Linked DNA regions of Homo sapiens: all the other regions are linked to region 4. Evidence: chromatin contacts called from ENCODE Hi-C or POLR2A ChIA-PET data. All regions are on one chromosome and are shown on one strand. Each heading gives the region's core, a stretch centred on a gene start or an enhancer-like site at or near the end of the contact. The rest is flanking DNA. Distances are from core to core; before and after follow the strand shown.

Evidence for each region. A loop is a pair of places that touch in the nucleus more often than their neighbours do. ChIA-PET counts read pairs that join two places held with the same protein, here RNA polymerase II (POLR2A). Pooled maps may share reads with other maps.
Region 1: a pooled map shows a loop between it and region 4 (5-fold over the local background). The contact joins the enhancer-like site here to the promoter of LINC02980 in region 4. A Hi-C loop is called at or near these places in 5 of 50 pooled maps. POLR2A ChIA-PET finds 5 or more read pairs at or near these places in 3 of 52 experiments (GM10248, H1 and activated T-cell).
Region 2: a pooled map shows a loop between it and region 4 (5-fold over the local background). The contact joins the promoter of HCG11 here to the promoter of LINC02980 in region 4. A Hi-C loop is called at or near these places in 6 of 50 pooled maps. POLR2A ChIA-PET finds 5 or more read pairs at or near these places in 3 of 52 experiments (AG04450, OCI-LY7 and WTC11).
Region 3: a loop to region 4 is called in a pooled map, with 4 times the contacts of the local background. The contact joins the enhancer-like site here to the promoter of LINC02980 in region 4. A Hi-C loop is called at or near these places in 2 of 50 pooled maps. POLR2A ChIA-PET finds 5 or more read pairs at or near these places in 2 of 52 experiments (CD8-positive, alpha-beta memory T cell and OCI-LY7).

Annotation. Positions count from the first base shown.
Region 1 is chr6:25,368,312-25,372,937 of GRCh38, forward strand. The region is part of intron 2 of CARMIL1 (capping protein regulator and myosin 1 linker 1); the gene reads left to right. LOC124901281 (a long non-coding RNA gene) reads right to left here. Exons shown (of 3, transcript XR_007059512.1): 2 at 1,635-1,768. Among named protein-coding and RNA genes, the nearest start is that of CARMIL1, 91 kb to the left of the region's middle. Within about 2 kb of position 1,485, at least 14 of the 41 ENCODE cell types and tissues checked have a DNase peak (open chromatin) inside an H3K27ac peak, as active enhancers do.
Region 2 is chr6:26,519,507-26,524,231 of GRCh38, forward strand. HCG11 (HLA complex group 11) reads left to right here and starts at 2,200. Exons shown (of 1, transcript NR_026790.1): 1 at 2,200-4,725. TRL-CAG1-7 (tRNA-Leu (anticodon CAG) 1-7) reads left to right here and starts at 1,702; the gene lies at 1,702-1,784. LOC107986583 (a long non-coding RNA gene) reads right to left here. Exons shown (of 4, transcript XR_001744057.3): 1 at 2,003-4,725. RefSeq lists silencers at 1,306-1,905, 2,136-2,655.
Region 3 is chr6:25,402,808-25,407,801 of GRCh38, forward strand. The region is part of intron 2 of CARMIL1 (capping protein regulator and myosin 1 linker 1); the gene reads left to right. The region is part of intron 1 of LOC124901281 (a long non-coding RNA gene); the gene reads right to left. Among named protein-coding and RNA genes, the nearest start is that of CARMIL1, 130 kb to the left of the region's middle. RefSeq lists an enhancer at 1,941-2,150. Within about 2 kb of position 2,089, at least 10 of the 41 ENCODE cell types and tissues checked have a DNase peak (open chromatin) inside an H3K27ac peak, as active enhancers do; they include OCI-LY7, where a contact is called at or near this core.
Region 4 is chr6:25,990,500-25,995,022 of GRCh38, forward strand. LINC02980 (long intergenic non-protein coding RNA 2980) reads left to right here and starts at 2,168. Exons shown (of 3, transcript NR_186645.1): 1 at 2,168-2,419. It overlaps TRIM38 (tripartite motif containing 38), which reads left to right. Exons shown (of 8, transcript NM_006355.5): 8 at 1-732. RefSeq lists a silencer at 1,977-2,286 and an enhancer at 2,277-2,486.

The DNA of each region.
Region 1 (4,626 bases), core at 235-2,734, 620 kb before region 4:
GCTGAATTACTTAAACCACACTTTTTCCGTTTCTTAAAATGATTTCCATTTCCCTGCCCTAGGAAAAGTAGGCGGCTGCAGAGAGGTTGTGACAGAATTATAAAGCTATTTGAGTTAAATTAGCCCAGTACATCACTCTTAGAGCACATTGAACAGACAGCTAACACCTCCTGATAAGCACCAGCTACATACAGATCAATGTTTTCAAATGAAACCAAAGACATACATTCAATTTAGGGAGACAAAACAGACATTACTCAGGAATCTCATAGAACCCCAGATGATTATGATATAACCAATAACATAAGACCCACCTGATTGGCAGTTCTGTGAATCACCCTAAAATCTCTACTAAAATGGTTAAGTCCTGTACTCTTTACTCTGGAGTCCTCTTGTCTACCTTTCAGAAATGGTTGAAATATTTAGATGTGGAATTAATGAGATTTTACATGTCTACACTCTTGCTTTATATATTTTAATGTGATAAATGGCCTCATGTATGTATATTCTTCCTTGTCCCAGACTCATGTTTTTTGAGTAAAATCTTTAATTGGTCAAAATGTGTTGTATTGATCAGTATGTTATATAGAATGATGTACTTATTGATTTACTGTAAATAATTACAGTGGAGCAATTCTGTTAGGAGGGTTCGTTTTTGCCATTTTAGCAAGGAAAATTTGCCAGTTATTTTGGCTGAATTTAAAACCCCTTACATGATTAGATCACATGTCTATTTCTGCTGTAATAGAGGAGTGTAAGTAACTAAGTTTATCTGAACTTTTAGGAGTCTCCTTTTAGGCTCAAATTAGTTAGTCTGGTGTCTATACAGGGCCTTTGTTAAAGACTGGATTTAAATATTGGGTGGATCTGTCTTGGATCCTGTTCTAGGGAACGCTTCTTGGAAGTCCCAGACGGGGAACTCATCATAACCTGGTTTTACCCCGTAGCATGGCCCTGTGCCATCGACACCATTAGAGCAAGGCTCAGTGTCTCGAGCTTTAGTTTAATTCTCAACCCATTGATCGCTCTTGCAGTCAGCTTAACAGTTGAATGCAATGCTGTATTTTGTTTTTTTTTTTTTTTTTTAAAGCTAGTCCAGAAATTACCACAGCTGCTTCTCAGTTAATCAGATGCTTAAGACTCCCGTTTCCACATTGCTTGGCTGCTACATTTTTATAACACCACAGCTGTCTGGATCTAGCTTGTGCCCCTCGCCCCCCTTACCCCTTTCCATCTGCCACCTCTCACCACTTCCTCACTTGCTATGTATCGAGGTGGCAAATTCCCAAGTAAACTGCTGACTTTCCTCCCCTGCAGGAAGGCTGGGCCTTTGGTTCACAGTAGCCTCTTTCACCAGAACTCTCGTAGGCTAGGAACCAACCCTGGAGTACTGCTGCTCTCAGAAGTGCCCACATTTGCCTCTGGAGCTTGCTTTGTGTGTTTGGGTGTTGAATTTTCCCCTTGACTTGGAAACTTTTGTGAAGAAACTGAAAGGTGCTTTCAGATTAAGCAGCTGTGGCTCCCCCTTCCAGCCACGCTCTTTGTTTTTAAAGCTCAAAGTCTTATTTGAAGTGAGGAGAGAAGGTAGGTAGGTTGCAGTCCAGGTTTTTCTGTTTGTGAATGACGTTGCTTACCTTGGCTGATTCCTTTTCCTAATGACGGTGCTTCTACTCTTGGCCTTTTGCCATGTGTGTACCATCCACTGGGAGCTGTTTTCCCTTGTCCTTTAAAGCGTATCCGACTCTATCTCCAGTGCTCTTCTAGCAAGCTGTTACAGTAAGCATAAAAACAAGCGCATTAAACTAGGAATAAAATGCCAAGTTTCTGTCTCCTTGCCAACCTCATTAGAAAACAGTGATAAAGTATGTATGCATATAATTACAGTAATTAAACATTTGAAACCAGCTCAATAGGGAACCTTCTTAATGCTTTTATGAGTGTGATATTTTCATTTCAGAACTGGACTCTGTGTGGCTTCTATTTTATTCAAGACCTTCATCTTTATGGGGGTAGGCGGGGGAAGGTGCTCCTTTTGACCACAGCGCCAAGCATCTGCAAGAGTAGCTTTATTACACATGTATTAGCAGGGAACAGAGCAACCTTTCCATCACTGTGTTTATTTTTGAGGGTGTGTAGCCAGTTGTCAAATATAAAGACATGAATGGCCTGGCTAGTAAAGAAGACGTGGAAAATAATTGTAAACTGTCTGCCATGATGTGCTTGCTCTTAAGAGCAAAGGACAGGAATATTTTGTCTTTTGTACTGCCCCGACGGAGTCATACAGCCCCTGCATTTGTGTGGGATGATAGAGTAGCACTATGGGGTTTGTCTGCCTCGTAGCTCTTCCACCCTGAGAGCTATTCTCACTTAGGAAGTGGAAAGTCTAAAGGACCAACTGTAGGTTGAACCAGGAGTTTCATTCACTAAACATATTTTTTTTTTAGTTGATATATATATATGTAAAATTTCAATAGCTTTTGAGGTACAAATGGTTTTTGGTTACACGGACAAATTGTATAGTGGTGAAGTCTGCGATTTTAGTGCACCCATCATCTGTGTATATTGTACCCAATATGTAGCTTTTTTTTATCCCTCATCTCTCTCCTCCCCTCCCCTCTTCTGAGTCACCAAAGTTCGCTAAATGACTCTGTATGCTTTTGTGTACCCATAGTTTAGCTCCCACTTATAAGTGAGAACATACGGTATTTGGTTTTCCATTCCTGAGTTACTTCACGTAGAATAATGGCCTCCAGCTCCATCCAAATTGCTGTGAAAGATATTTCATTCTGTTTTATGTCTGAGTAGTATTCCATAGTGTATATAGACCACATTTTCTTTATCCATTCATCAGTTGATGGGCACTTAGGTTGGTTCTGTATCTTTGCAATTGTGAATGGTGCTGTGATGTGTGCACGTGTCTTTTTGATAGAATTACCTCTTTTCCTTTTAGTAGTTGCCCAGTAGTGAGATTGCTGGATGGAATGGTATCTTTACTTTCAGTTCTTTAAGGAATCTTCATGCTGTTTTCCATAGAGGTTGTACTAATTTACATTCCCACCAGCAGTGTATAAGTAAGTGTTCTCTTTTTACCACATCCATGCCAACATCTATTGTATTTTACCTTTTTAGTAATGGCCATTCTGGCTGGGGTAAGGTGGTATCTTGTTGTGGTTTTAATTTGCATTTCCCTGATGATCAGTGATGTTGAACATTGTTTTGTATATTTGTTGGCCATTTGTATATCTTCTTTTGAGAAATGTCTATTCATGTCATTTGCCCACTTTTTGATGGGATTATTTGGTTTGTTTTCTTGCTAATTTATTTGAGTTACTTGTAGATTGTGGGTATTAGTTCTTTGTAGGATGCATAGTTTGCAAATATTTTCTCCTACTCTGTGGGTCATCTGTTTACTCTGATGGTGATTTGCTGTGCAGAAGCTTTTTAGTTTAATTAGGTTCTATTTATTTATTTTTGTTTTTCTTGCATTTGCTTTTGGGGTCTTAGTCATAAATTCTTTACCTAGACCAATGTCCAGAAGTTTTTCCTAGGTTGTCTACTGTAATTGGTTTCAGCTCTTAGATGTAAGTCTTTGATCCATCTTGAGTTGATTTTTGTATATGGTGAGAGATAGGGATCCAGTTTCATTCTTATACATGTGGCTATCCAGTTTTTTCAGCACCATTTGTTGAATATGGTGTCCTTTCTCCAATTTATGTTTTTGTATACTTTGTCAAAGATCAATTGTGGTTGTAAGTATTTGGTTTTATTACTGTGTTCTCTGTTCTGTTACATTGGTCTATGTATCTACTTTTATACCTATACCGTGCTGTTTTGGTAACTATAACCTTGTAGTATAATTTGAAGTTAGGTAATGTGATGCCTTCATGTTTGTTCTTTTTGCTTAGGATTGTTTTGGCTATTCAGGTTCTTTTTGGTTCCATATGAATTTTTTTTTCTAATTCTGTGAAAAATGATGTTAGTATTTTGATAGAAGTTGCATTGAATCTCTAGATTGCTTTGGGTAGTATGGCCATTTTCATGAAATTGATTCTTCCAATTCATGAGGATGGGATATTTTTTCCATTTGTTTGTATTATCTTTGATTTCCTTCAGCAGTGTTTTGTCGTTCTTGAAGAGATTTTTCACCTCCTTGTTAAGTATATTTCTAGGTAATTTATTTTATTTTTGCTGTTATTATAAAAGGGATTGAGTTCTTGATTTGATTCTGAATTTGATTGTTGTTGGTGTATGGCAGTACTACTGATTTGTGTACATTGATTTTGTAACCTGAGACTTCACTGAGTTCATTTATCAAATCTAGGAGTCTTTTGGAGGAGTCTTTAGGGTTTTCTAGGTATATAATCATACCACTGGCAAACAGAGATAGTGTAATTTACTCTTTTCCAATTTGGATACCCTTTATTTTTCTCTCTTGCCTGATTGCTCTGACTAGGGCTCCTGGTGCTATGTTGAATAGAAGTAGTGAAAGTGGGCATCCTTGTCTTGTTCCAGTTCTGAAGGGCAATGGTTTCAACTTTTCCCCTTCAGTATGATGTTGGCTGTGAGTCTGTCATACATGGCTTTTATTATTTTGAACTATATTCCTTCTATCCCTAGTTTGTTGAG
Region 2 (4,725 bases), core at 950-3,449, 530 kb after region 4:
AGTGTAAGCCCTTCGATGGTGGAGCTTATTCTGTCTGTTTGTTTACTGTTGGATCACCAGCACCTAGAATGCTGCCTGGCACATAGTAGGTACCCAATAAATATTTCCTATATGTTGGATGAATTGCCTCTCTCCTCATCTCCAAAGTTGGTATCCACCACTACCCTGTGAAAAGAGCAGAGGTGACTGAATTTTAGAGGCCTTGCAGAGGACTTATTAAACACTTACTGTGGGACTCTATCCTCATAACTTTTTAATTTACTTATTTGTATTTTTAAAATCAACAAATAAAGATATATATATTTATGATGTACAAAATGATGTTTTGTTCTATGTGTACATTGTGGGAAGGCTAAATCAAGCTAATTAACATATCCATTACATCACATACTTATCTTTTTCTTTTTGTGGCAAGAACATTTAAAATCCACTCTCTTAGCAATTTTCAAGTATTCAATAACGTTGTTATTAACTATAGTCACCATGTTGGACATAGCAAAACTTCTGAATCGGTAGGCCTGAGAAGAACAGAATTTGCCTCTAATTGATTCCCTGGAGATGGGGATTTAATGCTTAATTTAAGGGATTAAACATTGTATTCTATCAATTGAACTCACGATGAAAGTATTATAGGTGTCTAAGAAAGCTGTTTCTAATGTCCACAGAAGCAAAATGACTTATCTAAGATTCTCCAGGTAGTGACCAGTTCTAGTTCTGTCTGAAATTCGTACTCAGGTCCCCTGACTTCCAGTCAGTGATATTCCGACCATGGCATCCTGACTGCTAACCCTTGCTAACAAAATTTGAAGTAGGTCACCTCTGACCTTTGTTTATGTTTAGAAAAGTTGTTGTGCTCAAGGCCTTCTATCAAGTACCCGCTGCGCCAGGTTTAGTAAAATACATAAGCTACTCCCCATTTTTGTTGTTGCTGTTTTTGCTTTTGCTTTTTAAAGTTTTTATTACAGTATAACATCCACACCGAAAAGTGCGCAAATCCTCCATAAACTCCGACAGAGAGGCAAGACAAGCCAGGCTTCCCACGCTCCTGTCCCCTCCACCGGCCCTGCCAAGGGTAACCACGTGCTGGGAGATTTGCAGCACAACGCAAAGGAGAAGGATTAGCGAGCACCTTGTTCCAGCAAAAACTGGAGCAAGCCTAAAACTTCCTGGGAATTAAGTGTAAATTTAAGCCAGGTATTCTAGTAATGTTGAGTTCAACAGGATTGCCATTATTTTAACTAGAATTCAGTTGAGAGCAGAGCGCCATCGCCGTCTTCCGCCTTAGTCACTCGGCCCTGGGCTGGCTCACGCCCGCCCCGCCCCCTCCCCGCCCCTCCCACGCCCGCCCCGCCCCTCCCACGCCCCCGCCCCCGTCCCGCTCCCCCTACCCCGACCCGCCCTCCCTCGCCCGCCGCCCCACCCGCCGCAGCCCTCCCCGCGCAGCCTGGGAGTGACTCGGCGTTCACTCGGGAGACGCCGCTCTGTGGCCCGGACAACCGGTCCTATGCAGCGCCGTCCGAGGCAGTTCGCGGAGAGGCGGCTTACCTTTTAACCCAGGAATGCCCATATCTTGAGAAAAAGAACAACAAGGGGGTGGGCGGGGGTGGGGACATGGGGTAGGGGGGCGGCTGGTGGATGGGGAACTAATAGCGTTTAGACAAGAGACAGAAGTGAGTCCTGAGCACAATGTAGCATAAGCGCGTCAGGATGGCCGAGCGGTCTAAGGCGCTGCGTTCAGGTCGCAGTCTCCCCTGGAGGCGTGGGTTCGAATCCCACTCCTGACAGTTCGTACTTTTAGTATTTAGACACAAATCGAGTTTAAGTTTACGCTACGTTTTCCTACCTGCTCTTTGTGACATGGTCTTCTCTCTTTTTAAAAAATAAATTTTCCGAGTTCCGGAATAAAAGCACTCTTTGTTTTTATTAGCCACTCCAAGGACAGCAAAAAGTACTCTGTACTCCGAAAATAATTTCAGAACCTACCGGTGTTTTGAAATCTCACCTCCTTTTTCCGTTTCTCCTCTGTCTCTAGTTGTCTTTCCCTCTCCCTCCTTCACAGGCAGAGTTGAATAAATGTTACTCTTCAGTTCATGGCTCATTACATTACTGCAGGGCTCCTCTTTATTTAGTTATAGTTATCTTTTTAATTCCATTTCTTCAGTCTCATTCCCCACCTCATCCTTACTCCCCGTAAGAAATCACTGCAAGAGTTCCGGTCTGGCAGAGAGCGCGGAGAGACGCAGAGCGCGGGCCGCTCCTCCAGGGCGCTCCAGGCCCTCCGGCCCCGGGTCGGCGGGTGAGCTAGGGGGCGCCCCGGGACAGGCCGCGCCCTCTGCCCTGCAGATACCGGAGGCCTCTGCTGTGGCTGCCCACTGGCTGGGCCCAGGCCTTGAAGCGGTGGCGAACGTCTCTTCCCTACCCTACCTCGGTGACTGATGGCGGCGGCGGCCTCTCCCAGTCCGGACCCTGCCGGCCGTCGGGTCTCCCGGCCCAAGCCTGCCGGGCCTGGACGAAACCCCCGCCGAGCAGCCTGGACGCAGCGCCTTTGGGTGGCGGCGGGAGTAGCGTGCCGGGAAGCATGGCGGCCGCTCGAACGCCGCGCGGCGGAGGGCGTTAGGGCATGGAGGGCCCGGGAAGGCGGCCTAGGGACGCAGGCAGGCTCGGCCGCCTCTTCAGGCCACGGAGCCGCCAGATCTGGGTCCCGGGTGACCACTCTGTCGCCATTGGGCGAGACCTACCTAGTCCTAACGACAACGGACAAAGGCCTTAACGGGCCTGGGAGGTGAGCGAAGTCCCGAACGACGACGGGTGGAACGGTTAGCGGCGATCGGGCGGTTGGTCTCCGTACTACCAGACCTTGCTGTCGGAAGAGACAAATGGTAGAATGACAGGCCACGTTTGGCCCGTTGGAAATGCCCTCCATCCTCTGGGAAGATTCACAGGCCGTTTACGGAAGGCCTGTGTATATAATATGAAAAAGCTGCTCTCAACTCCACCCCAACCTTTTAATAGAAAACATTTGTCACATCTAGCCCTTCTAGATGGAAAGAGGTTGCCGACGTATGATAGAGTTAGAAAGTCACACATCTTGTAAATTCTCATTTGTTTAAAAGAAATCATAGAAAATACATGTCTTCCGGAGTTGACTTTTGGAAACTGAGTTGTTAGACGGCCTCTAGAAGCGATACGTTCACGTTTGTTCAGTGGGTTAGATGACATGGAGCTCGAAGACCTGAGAAGGAAAAAAAGAAGGTTCTATGCTAGACTGGTCATATTTAGAAGACATTTTCATATTCTATCCATTGTTTTGTGTGCATTCGCTTCCTCACTACTATGTATGTAGTTGACAATGCTAAGCTTTTTTGAAATGTCTATTCTTTTTAGATATTCTGAAGTGTCTGATATATGTTAAAATTAGAGGTAGTAAAACCACATTTTGTAAATATCTTTTTGTTACAATTCATAGAAATGTTGTTTTTTGGGGGGAATGGCCAAATCACCTGTTGAGTAATACTCATTGTGTTTGTGCAGTAGTTCAGGGGAGGAGAGAGGAGGGGGAGGTGCAGAGAGCTCTATGCCATCCTGCTTACAGCGAGGCAAGATGAATCACTATGTCTGTGCATTTTGTTTTATCTATGTATATAATGTACATAAAGGACAAACGAGTCCTAATTTACAACATCTAGTCTTTCTGGATGTTAAAGAGGTTGCCAGTGTATAACAAAACTAGAGTTAGTAAACTAATATATTTTGTACATTTTGTTTTACAAGTCCTAGGAAAGACTGTCTTCTGAAAATTTGAGCATTCTTGCCCACTGGGTTGATGGAGATGGGAAGGGTTCTAGGCCAGAATGTTCACATTTGGAAGACTCTTTCAAATTATAACTGTTGTTACATGTTTGCAGTTTATTCGAGACTGCTGTGTACATACATAGTGGACAAATTAACTCCTTACTTGAAACATTTAGACTATCTAGATGTTTAGAAGTGCCCGATGTATATTAAATGTAGAGGTAGTAAAATACCAATTTGTAAATATCTTTTTGCTAAAATTCATAGGAAATACTTTTGGAAGTTGAATTGTGAAGCCACCTTTGTGAGCAGTATATTACTGTCTATACTTGCTCAATGGTTTAGAGGAGGTGGGAGGGAAGAAATTGCAAAAGATAATATGCTAGTGTGTTCATACTTGGACATTTTCAGACACCATTTTTCTGTATGTTTTGTGCATTTTGTTTTGCTCTGTATATAGTGTATATAATGGACAAATAGTCTTAATTTTTTAACATCTAGAGGTTGCCAGTGTATGACAAAGTAGTAAAATTAGCATATTTTGTATGCTTTGTGTTGAAATTCATAGGAAAACTTGTCTTCTGTAATTGACTTTTGCATAGGAATTTGTTCAGCCATCTCTAAGCATTACACATGCGTGTACTTGTCCACTGAATTGAAGGCAGAGAAGGAAGAGAAGAGGGAATGATTCAAGGCCAAAATGGTCACATTTAGAAGATACCTTAGATGATAACCATTGTTATGTGTGTGCAGTTTTATTTAACAGTGCCGTGTACATGGTGGACAGGCTATGAAATATCTAGTCTTTAGATATTTGGAAGTGCTTGATGTATTTTAAAGTAGTAGTAGTAGAATAACACTTTTTGTAAATAGCTTTTAAAAACTGATGGGAAATGCTGTTTGGAAGTGGATTTGTTGAACCACCTGGGAGGT
Region 3 (4,994 bases), core at 839-3,338, 590 kb before region 4:
GAAAAGGTGAAAGGATATTCCCATTCTCCCTTTTCCCAAAATTGTGTTTTAGAATTTAAATAGAATCTCAGGTTATATATTATAGGTATTATATTTACAATATACATTTGAAATTATTAGAGCATGAAGGTGGTGGTTGAGCAGGAAAGCACAACTCCAGAAGATCATTTTTTCCCCTACTGAGGACAAACATAATTTGATAATCTTCAGAATAACACTTGGAAAATTCTGGAACCAGCTGTTTCCTCTCAAGTTGCATTTCTTCCATAAAGAGTTTTTTTTTTTTTTTTTTAAAAACAAAACAAAAAACTTCATCTAGGTAACACAGTACCTAGACCAATCCAGGAGTCACTTAAATTGAATTGCTATGTAATTATTTCATGGGTGTAAACCAAACTGTTACCTTAGCAAAATAACTAGTTTTCTCTTATATTCCAATTTCACTTCCTCAGCAAAACCAATGGGCTCCATCATCAGTGTATATCTGGTCTGACCACCTCTCAGCACTCCTGCTAACCTCTGTGGCTTAACCATCACCATCTCTCACAAGCTATTGCCGTTGGCCCCTGCCTGAGCTCCCTGCTTCCACTCTCCTTCTCTCACCCAACATGGCAGTCAGAGATTGGCCTTCAGGGCAATTATCAGTCAGAACAGTGTGGACAACAGCCAATAAAGCCTCACAGACCTCCTGGCTCACCTCACCCCCACCTTATCACCCCTCTGACCTCCCCTGCGCTTACTCCCTTCAAGCCAAGGCTCTTCTTTATTTTTCAATTGCTGCAGGCATATTCTTGCCTCAGGGCCTTTGCGTTTGCTATTCCCTCTGTCTGGACCATGCTTATCCCAGATAGCCATATGGTTCTTTCTCTTACTGCCTTTAGATCTTTCTCAACCTCACTTCATAATTACGTCACACCAAGCTATTTAAAAATGCCACCCACCTAACCCACCACTCCTCTCCATAACCCCCAGGCATTAAGCACGCTCTATTCTCTTTTTGTACTACATTTTTCTCCATAGCACTTATCACCATAGATATGCCATATGTTTTACTTATTTATTCCTGTATAATCTCCTTTGAATGAAATATAAGCTGCTTGAAGGCAGAGCTTTATGTCTTTTTATCCTTGGTGCCTACCACAAGGTAGGCAGTCAGTAATTATTGGTTGAAAGAATTACTCAAATATTTAATGACAGTGTTTGTAAACAAAGAGTGCTAATCTAATTGAAATTCATTTTAGCAAGAGATAGAGAGTCAGGAAGACACATCCTCTGGTGTAACCCTGCCTCCCCTCCACTTCTAAGATTACTCTGGTTTTAGGCTCTGCTTTCTGCCTGGCTCAACAAGGGGCCTCCATTTCTCTCCTGCCTGCACTTGAGGAGCCACATAGAAGGGAGTTTGAACCAGGGCTTCAGGGAGTTGTCTGTGGACAGCTTCTGAGAGAGGGAAGTTGGGGCTTCCCATGTTGGCTGGTCCCTTTGCTGGCTGGCCAGTCCTTTGTCACCATGCCAGCATTCTCAATGGAGGCAAGAAGGGATCTTATGGGTTTTGCAGCAGGGCTGCTTTGGGTATATGTTTGTTTGAACGGGGTAGGGACAGTGGATGAAGGACCCACCTGGAGTTTGCTGCCTTGGGAGGGGAGGTGATGAGCTTTAAACATAATAGAGGCTGGGCGCGGTGGCTCATGCCTATAATCCCAGCACTTTGGGAGGATGAGGTGGGCGGATCACCTGAGGTCGGGAGTTTGAGACCAGCCTGGCCAACATGGTAAAACCCATCTCTACTAAAAATACAAAAATTAGCCAGGCATGGTGGCACACACCTGTAGTCCCAGCTACTGAGGAGGCTGATTCACAAGAATCGCTTGAACCCGGGAGGCAGAGGTTGCAGCGAGCCGAGATCTTACCACTGCACTCCAGCCTGGGTGACAGAGTGAGACTTCGTCTTAAAAAAAAAAAAAAAAATAGAGGTGCAGTGTTCCCTGCTTCACACTAGGAAGTGGTTAATGCCAAACTGGGGCACCCGGCCTGTTTCTGGCAAAGTGCAGGGGAAAGGAAAGCTTGGAAAGGGATCTGTAGCAGTAAAGACAGAGGAGTCACTTTTTGTTTGTTGGTTCCCACTGAGGCACGGCGGAGGAGGCACAGCTGTGCAGAGATCCTGGGTTGCTAATTTCTACATTAAAAGGTGTAGCAGCAGCAGTGTTTATGACTAAACCCGTCAACGTTTCACTTCCTCCTGTTGTGAAGACTGGGTTTGGCTTAAAAAGCTCTGCCTGAACTTTCAGTTTATCTTGAAACTTTGAGACATTTGTCAAAGTGCTGAATGGAGTTATTTTAGTAAATCAGTGATGTTTCTGTGTTCCCTGAGTGAAACACTAGCTGATCTCATTTACCTGAGCTTCGAGAAAGAAAATATTCTCTATTTTTAAAAATAGCTTTGCTCCCTTGAGCATGCCCTTTCTATATGCCCTGGCTTTAGAAGATGGGCTGCCTTATGTTTGAGATTTTTTATTCATTGCCACTAAAATAATATATGGTGATTTGTATACCTCATATAAGGTCTGCCTCATCAGTACCCTGACCCATCCTTTATTGATTATTTAGTTTTGTGGATTTAACCCTGTAGTCCTGTTGGCACAATCAAGGGCAAAATCAAGATCCAGAAAGACATCAGATACCTGAAATCCTTTATTAAAGTGGATTTTGCTTACCCTACATCCATTGTTAGAAATGACATTCCCAGATCGTAAGAGCTGCAGAATTCTGGAACTGAAACTCTGTCTTTCTGTAATGAATTTGTGAATGAGGAAGTTCTTTGAACACAGTAGGCAAAAGGCAGGGGTGTCAGCACTTGACACTTCTATGCCTTTCCTCTACTAGGCTATCTTTTTATTGTTCTATTTCTTTTCCTTTTGGCAGGTGAGTTGGGAATTAGCTAGTAGATCTGTTTTAAGTGGGTAAGCTGCAAACAACAGATTTTTAGGTACTTCCCTTATAGGATATGGCTATTAAACAGGAAGGATGTGTCAATTATGTGGTAGGCAGCAGGATAAAACAGGCAGGACAGAATTATTATCAGATTCACAGACCGTAGCAACTTTTTGCCTTCTAAAATCCTGAATTTTCAGAGGTGGAAATAGGGTGAGAAGGAGCAGTAAAACCTGTTGCATTCATTCACTCAACAGATATTTGAACACCTATTTTGTGCCAGGAATGTACTGGGCACTGAGAAATAGAGCTTTGAATAGGACAGATGTGGTCCCTGCTCCCAGGCACCTTGCAGTCTAATGGGGCTGGTAGATATTAAATATGTAATCCCACTGTTAATTAAAACTGTGATAAGTATTCATAAGAAAATGTGCAAATACGGTGGGAGTATATAATAGGGAGACCTGGTGTAGTCTGGACTTTCTTAGGGAAGTCCTTTACCTGAAGAATGAGTAGGCATGAGCCAGGTGAAGGTAAAGCAAGAGGGGGAAGGGATAGCTCCTAAAGCAGAGGTGGGGCAGGAGCCCTCCTCTTGGGAGAGCAACAGAAGGCCAGTGTGGCTGGGTTGAAGTGAGGCTGGAGGTGGAGGCAGGGGCCAGTGTAGTGGTGCAGAGCCACTGAAGAGCTTAAGCAGAGAAGGGACATAATAATGTTTGGGTTCTTAAAAGATCACGTTCAGATCCTATATGAGCAGGTGATTTGAGGGGGCAGGAGTGGATCTGTTAGAAGGCTATTGCAAGTGGTCCAGGAGCAAGAGGGTGGTGGCTTGGAATAGTATCATAGTAGTAGAGATGGAGAGAAGTGAATGGATGTAAGAGGTATTTAGGGAGGTAGACTGCATTGAACTTGGAGAATGACTAAGATAGGAAGAGAAGGGGACAATGCTTGGATTTCTGGCTTTGGAAACCATATGGATGACCATCCTTGTTCCTGAGCCAGACCTATTGTGGGAAGGGCAGATTTTGAAAGAAAGATCATGGTTTAGTTGTTGACATGCTGAATTTAAGGGTTGGAGTACATACAAGTGAAGTTAGATCAATAGATCTGATGATCGGAGGGGAGATCTGGGCTGTGCATAAAGTTGGGAGTCATCTGGGATGGACTGAAGTCATGAGAGAGAATGAATGGTAGCAGGGAATGGGGATTGGACATGTGACTAGGAATAACCACAGAGGCCAGTTGAAAATGTATGGAAACGAGAACATCAAGCATGAAGGGCCATGCCCAGTGCTAAGGAGAAATCTGGTTAGGAAGTGCATGGATTTAGCAGCCGTGAGGTTGGATTTAGCAATCAAGATTGGCACCTCAAGCAGGAGAAATTTAAGTGGAGTTGTGGGGACAGAAGCCAATTTTGAACACTAGATGAGTGAATTGGAGGCAGGAATATGAAGACACTGAGTATGGGTACCTTTTTTGAGAAGTTGGGCTCAAAGGGTAGAGACAGTTAGAGGGGACCTGCAAGAGGTGTGTAGGATCCAGGCATATAGCTCTAGGTCTAAACATCTCTATGTTTGGATATTTAGAGATGGAAGAGAAAGGATATTTAGTTGCTTAAGGTTCCTGCAAAGACAGGTGGGATGTAACCCAGAGCCCACACGAAGGGACGGGCATTTATCTCCAGCACTTCAGAAGGAGAGGAAGAGGAGGGGGTGGGTACAGCTGCAGATGCAGGCAGGTGTGGAGGTTTGGAGTGGAATGGTAAGTGATACCATTCTGATAATTTCTGTTTTCTCTGTGAAGTAGGAGGGAAAGTCATCTTCCCAGATGAAGGGAACGGAATCAGGTTGCTGGGTAAGATCAGTTCTCCAGCTGTGCTTGGCAGCTACCACTGCAAGCATGGAATAGGCGGCTAGGTAAGTTCAGCCAAGATTGAAGTTTTACTCTGTGGGAGTAATAAAAGGACAAGGAACACGAAGGCTAAGGACATTAACACATGGAGGAATGATTTCAGTGGAGGTTCAGTTGGATGAAGATAGGTTAGTGCTGATGGAGAATGACCTGGCAGT
Region 4 (4,523 bases), core at 918-3,417:
CTCCATGTTGCCCAGGCTGGTCTTGAACTACTGGGCTCAAGCAATCCTCCCACCTTAGCCTCCCAAAGTGTTGGGATTACAGGCTTGAGCCACCATGCCTCGCTTCTACACTTATTTTTAATTCTAAAATAATTTATAATAATAAATATTAACAATTAGATTTAATTACTGATAAATATTAAATGTTAAATAGGTTTTATTAAATAATTAAATAAAAATGAAAATAATCAGTATTTCAATTTAATTACTAATTATAATTCACAGTTATCCTTGTAACTCCTAATGTCTATATAAAAGATTTTTATATTTTTTAATTCTTAAAATTTTATTATTTATTTCACACCAGGCCATCACTGTGATACATTTTTTAAAACACATTAAATTATCACCAGAAAAGTGCTGTGATGGAAAATATAAATTGAAATACCTTTTCTGGTTAGGAGAGTAATTCTGTTTTTCTGATAGAGAATAGAAGAGTCCTTCAGGCCCCTCCAAACTGTCATATTCCGGGCATCGGGTGTCCCCATCCTCACTTCAGTCCACAGGCAGGGTCCTCAGTCTTCAGCGCTCCTTCTCTTTCCCCTTTGTCTTGTGTCTCCTTGGGTCTCTTTTCTCCAAGACCTAAACTCCCTGAGGACAGGACTATTTTTTACATCTTGATGTCACTCCTGAGCACTTGCTTTAATGTGTTGGACACTGGGTCCATTAAAGATTGTATGTGAAATTATAAAAGAAACGTTTTCACCTTTCTGTGGTACAGCTATAATTTCTGGTTTCATTTACCAACTGGGTGAAAGTGGACCAGTGACACCATTTGTCTGGGCCTTCCTTTCCTGAAATATAATATTGGGGCAATAGTCCCTGGTTCTTGTAAGGTGTTCAGGCACAAAACGCTAGGCATGTAACATACTAAATGAGGTTTTCCCAGTTAATTTATATGATTGCAAAGGACGTTCATATACACGGTCTGCTAAAGAATTCTGGGGCCAATTAATCTCTGTGGCATGATGGGTAAGTCGATCCCTTCTCTGGGCGTCTATTACTTCAGAAAAGGCATGAACTCAATTTTAGGGACCACACAAAAAAATTTATTCACTATCGTGTAGGACTTGGTCATTAGAGAGCTTTTGTTTCTTTTTTTTAAAATTTTTTTTAATTTTTATTTTCGTGTATGTGAATTTAATGGAGAGCTTTTAAATAACCAGATATTTAAATAACCAGATAATACAGATGCCCGGCCTGCTCCAGACAAATTAGAAAAGTATGTAGGTGAGGAGGGACCAGCCAGAAGGCGGTTTCAGCTCTGGAGTGACACTGAACGTACTTCTCTTCCAGGGATGTCACGAGGTGTCAATTTCTCTGGCCTTACCCAGGTCCATGCCCGCCCCCAGGGGCCCCAAGAATGACTTCAGCACCCCACCCCCACCTCCCTCTCCAGATGTGGGTCCTGGGAGCGTTCAAGGCCCGTCAGTCACTCGAGCCACCCCTTGGCGGCTGGACCAAATCTTGGGCTGCCGCCTGGATCTGCAGCTGGAAAGCGCCGTGACCACCGGTGTCCCCAGCTGGAGCAGGGCGGGCTGCACGACTCGCGAGGACGCCCTGAACCGCGGCTTCCTCTTTCATAGCCGCAGGACTCGTGGTCAGAAGGCCGACTCCAAGCCTCAGCGGATCCACGAAATGGCCTCTTTGAGGCTGTGGTGAAATTTAAGATACCCTTTCCCTGCCATTGTTACTGACGTACTTCAGCAAACAGGTTAAAGTTCTGAAAGGACGTGGTCACGACTTTATATTTCTTACAGATTTGTGTCTCATGTTTTGTGCGTAAAAACCATTCGTCCTCATTTGAGATTCTCATATCCGTAATTCAGTTATACATAAAACTGAATTCAGTTATATCATAAAATGTTCCCATGCGGGGAATGATTCGTTGGGGTCTCAGCCTGAGGCCAGACGCAGCAGAGAGATCGGGAGTTGGGGGATGGCGGGCGGGGAGCGGAGAGGAGGCCGCCCGCCGCCAGACTCAGGGTCCAGCAGAGCAGCAAATGCTCCCCGGCTCCCAGCCAGGGCGCAGCTGCTGGCCTGGGGCCGCCCCTCACGCCGCAGGAGCCCCGCCCGCAGCGCCGGCCCTGCCCCTGGCCTGTGAGGGCGCCAGCGCCCCCTACAGCTTGCAGTCGCCCTGCGCGCCTCCCCGCGAGGCTTGTTTTCTAGCGCCTCTGGTGGGCCGCCTCCCGCAGGCCTGGTGTGAGCCTGGGGTCCGTTCTCACAGCTGGATCTGGGGTCTGAATGCCGCGCCCTCTGGAGAGCCACAGATGGGTCTCCGCTGATGCTTCTCTCAATTTCCTCTAAGAGCGAGAGCTCCGGGAAAGGAGCCGATCCTGGTGGAAGACTACAGGTCTGAGTCCACTGGACGAAAAACGAGGTGCGTTAAGAGACCGCGGGAGTGGGGAAATGGGGAAGTGAGGGTGGGGACTGGGCAATGGGGGCGGGACGAGAGGTCTGGGGCTGGCGGGGACAGGGCTTAAGAGAGAGCCACCCCTCCTAGCCTTGAAGCTGTACCGAGCTTCCCTGTGATATTTTAAAATGCAAAAGTACAAAAATTGAAGTAATGGAACTATGCGTACGCACCTCCTAGATTTTTAAAGGTTAACGTGTGACTGTGTTTACTTCAGATGTTCCTGAAATAAATGAAAATGACCAGTTAAAATGAAGGAAGAACGCGCTTGCGTCCCTCCTAGAGGTCAAACACTCTTCTGAGGATAGGTTGTATGCTCTCAGCGCCTCTTTTTATTAAAAGTATTAAGAAGTACTTTTCCAAATATTAGATGTAGTGTGTCATATCATTTAAACGATTTTTTTTGTTTAAAATAGTCTTTTAAAAATAATCTTTTTATTTTTAGATTTTTTTGAGACAGAGTCTCGCTGTGTTGCTCAGGCTGGAGTGCAGTGGCGCCATCTCCCCTCACTGCAACCTCTGCCTCCCAGGTTCAAGTGATTCTCCTGCCTCAGACTCCCAAGTAGCTGGGATTAAAAGCGTGAGCCACCACACCCTACCAATTTTTGTATTTTAGTAGAGATGGGGTTTCACTATGTTGTCCAGGCTGGTCTCGAAATCATGACCTCCACTAATCCACCTACCTCGGCCTCCCAGAGTGCTGAGATTACAGGCATAAGCCACCGTGCCTGGCCACTTTAATCATTTTTGTTTTTGCATCTAGTCTAAGAAATTCTGCACTAAAATTCTGCACTATTTTCTTCTAAAATTTTAAAACATTTTCTATCTGTGTCTTTGTTAGATGTAGAAACTTTTGTGTATGATATGGGGTATAGCTATAATTTTATTTTTATTCCATATGAAAGCCAGTTTCTCAGCCCAGGTAATTGAATAGACCATCCTTTCTCCACCAACTCTTAAGGCTACTTCTGCTCTATTGTGTTCATAGTAGTTTCTAGGCTTTCTGTTTTGTTGTACTGATTTCTTCACCTATTTTTGCATCAAGGCTCTCCTCTTGGGGAAATAAAACAATCCTGCCAACCAAAGACCCCTCTGGATCCTCAAACACGCCATCAGCATGGAAGGCCGCTATGGCATAGCGAGAGATAAATAGGATTCAGGCAGTGCTGTCCTTACATCGCAATCATTCAGGTAGTTAGCAGGAGCATCAATCAGTACAGATATCCAGAGCTGATGGTCTTATTTGTATGAATGCCCAGTGCATATGGGATTGGAGGGGAGGGCTTGGAGTGGGATGAGGGGCTAGTGGGATCCAGAAAGGGGCTAGTCTTCAGGTCTTCCCTGGAGAGTATGTAATCTCTTATAACTAAGTGTTGATTTTTGTTTTGTTTGTACCTTCTTTAGATATTGAAGTATTCGCTAAGGCTTAACATGTAATATATTTAAATCTTCATATGAATACGTTTATCTGATAGATTTTGGTGAGACATAAACTATGAAACAAACAGAAAGATGGAACATGAGAAAGGGTCAAGGGTGGCCTTGGTTAGGGATGGCAGCTTTTACAACTATGAGCTAAGATAAAATTTAGAAGGTTTTCTTTTTATTTTAATTAATCATACCACTATTTTTCTCCTTTAATTTCCATATATAATGAGTTGATTGTAGTATTTTTATTGTGCTTAACTATTTTAAGATAATAGTTGTCTCTCCTCATTTTAGCAAATAATATATTTAATGAAAAATCAACTTTATTGAGGAATAATTTATACACAGTAAAATACACCTGTATTAATTATACAATTTGATGCGTTTTATATACCCAAACAGTTACTACTGTAATCAAGTTACAGAACACTTCCGTCAACCTAGATAGTTTCCATTTGTAGTATCACCTGTGCCGCCTCTTCCATCCTCTTGGCCCCAGGCAGCCACTGATGTACTTTCCATAATTACAGCTTAGTTTTCCCATTCCTAAAATTTCATATGAATGGAATTTATATCATATGTATTTTTTATTTTCCTTCACATTTTTGAGATTCATCCATTTTGTGTATATATCAGTAGTTTA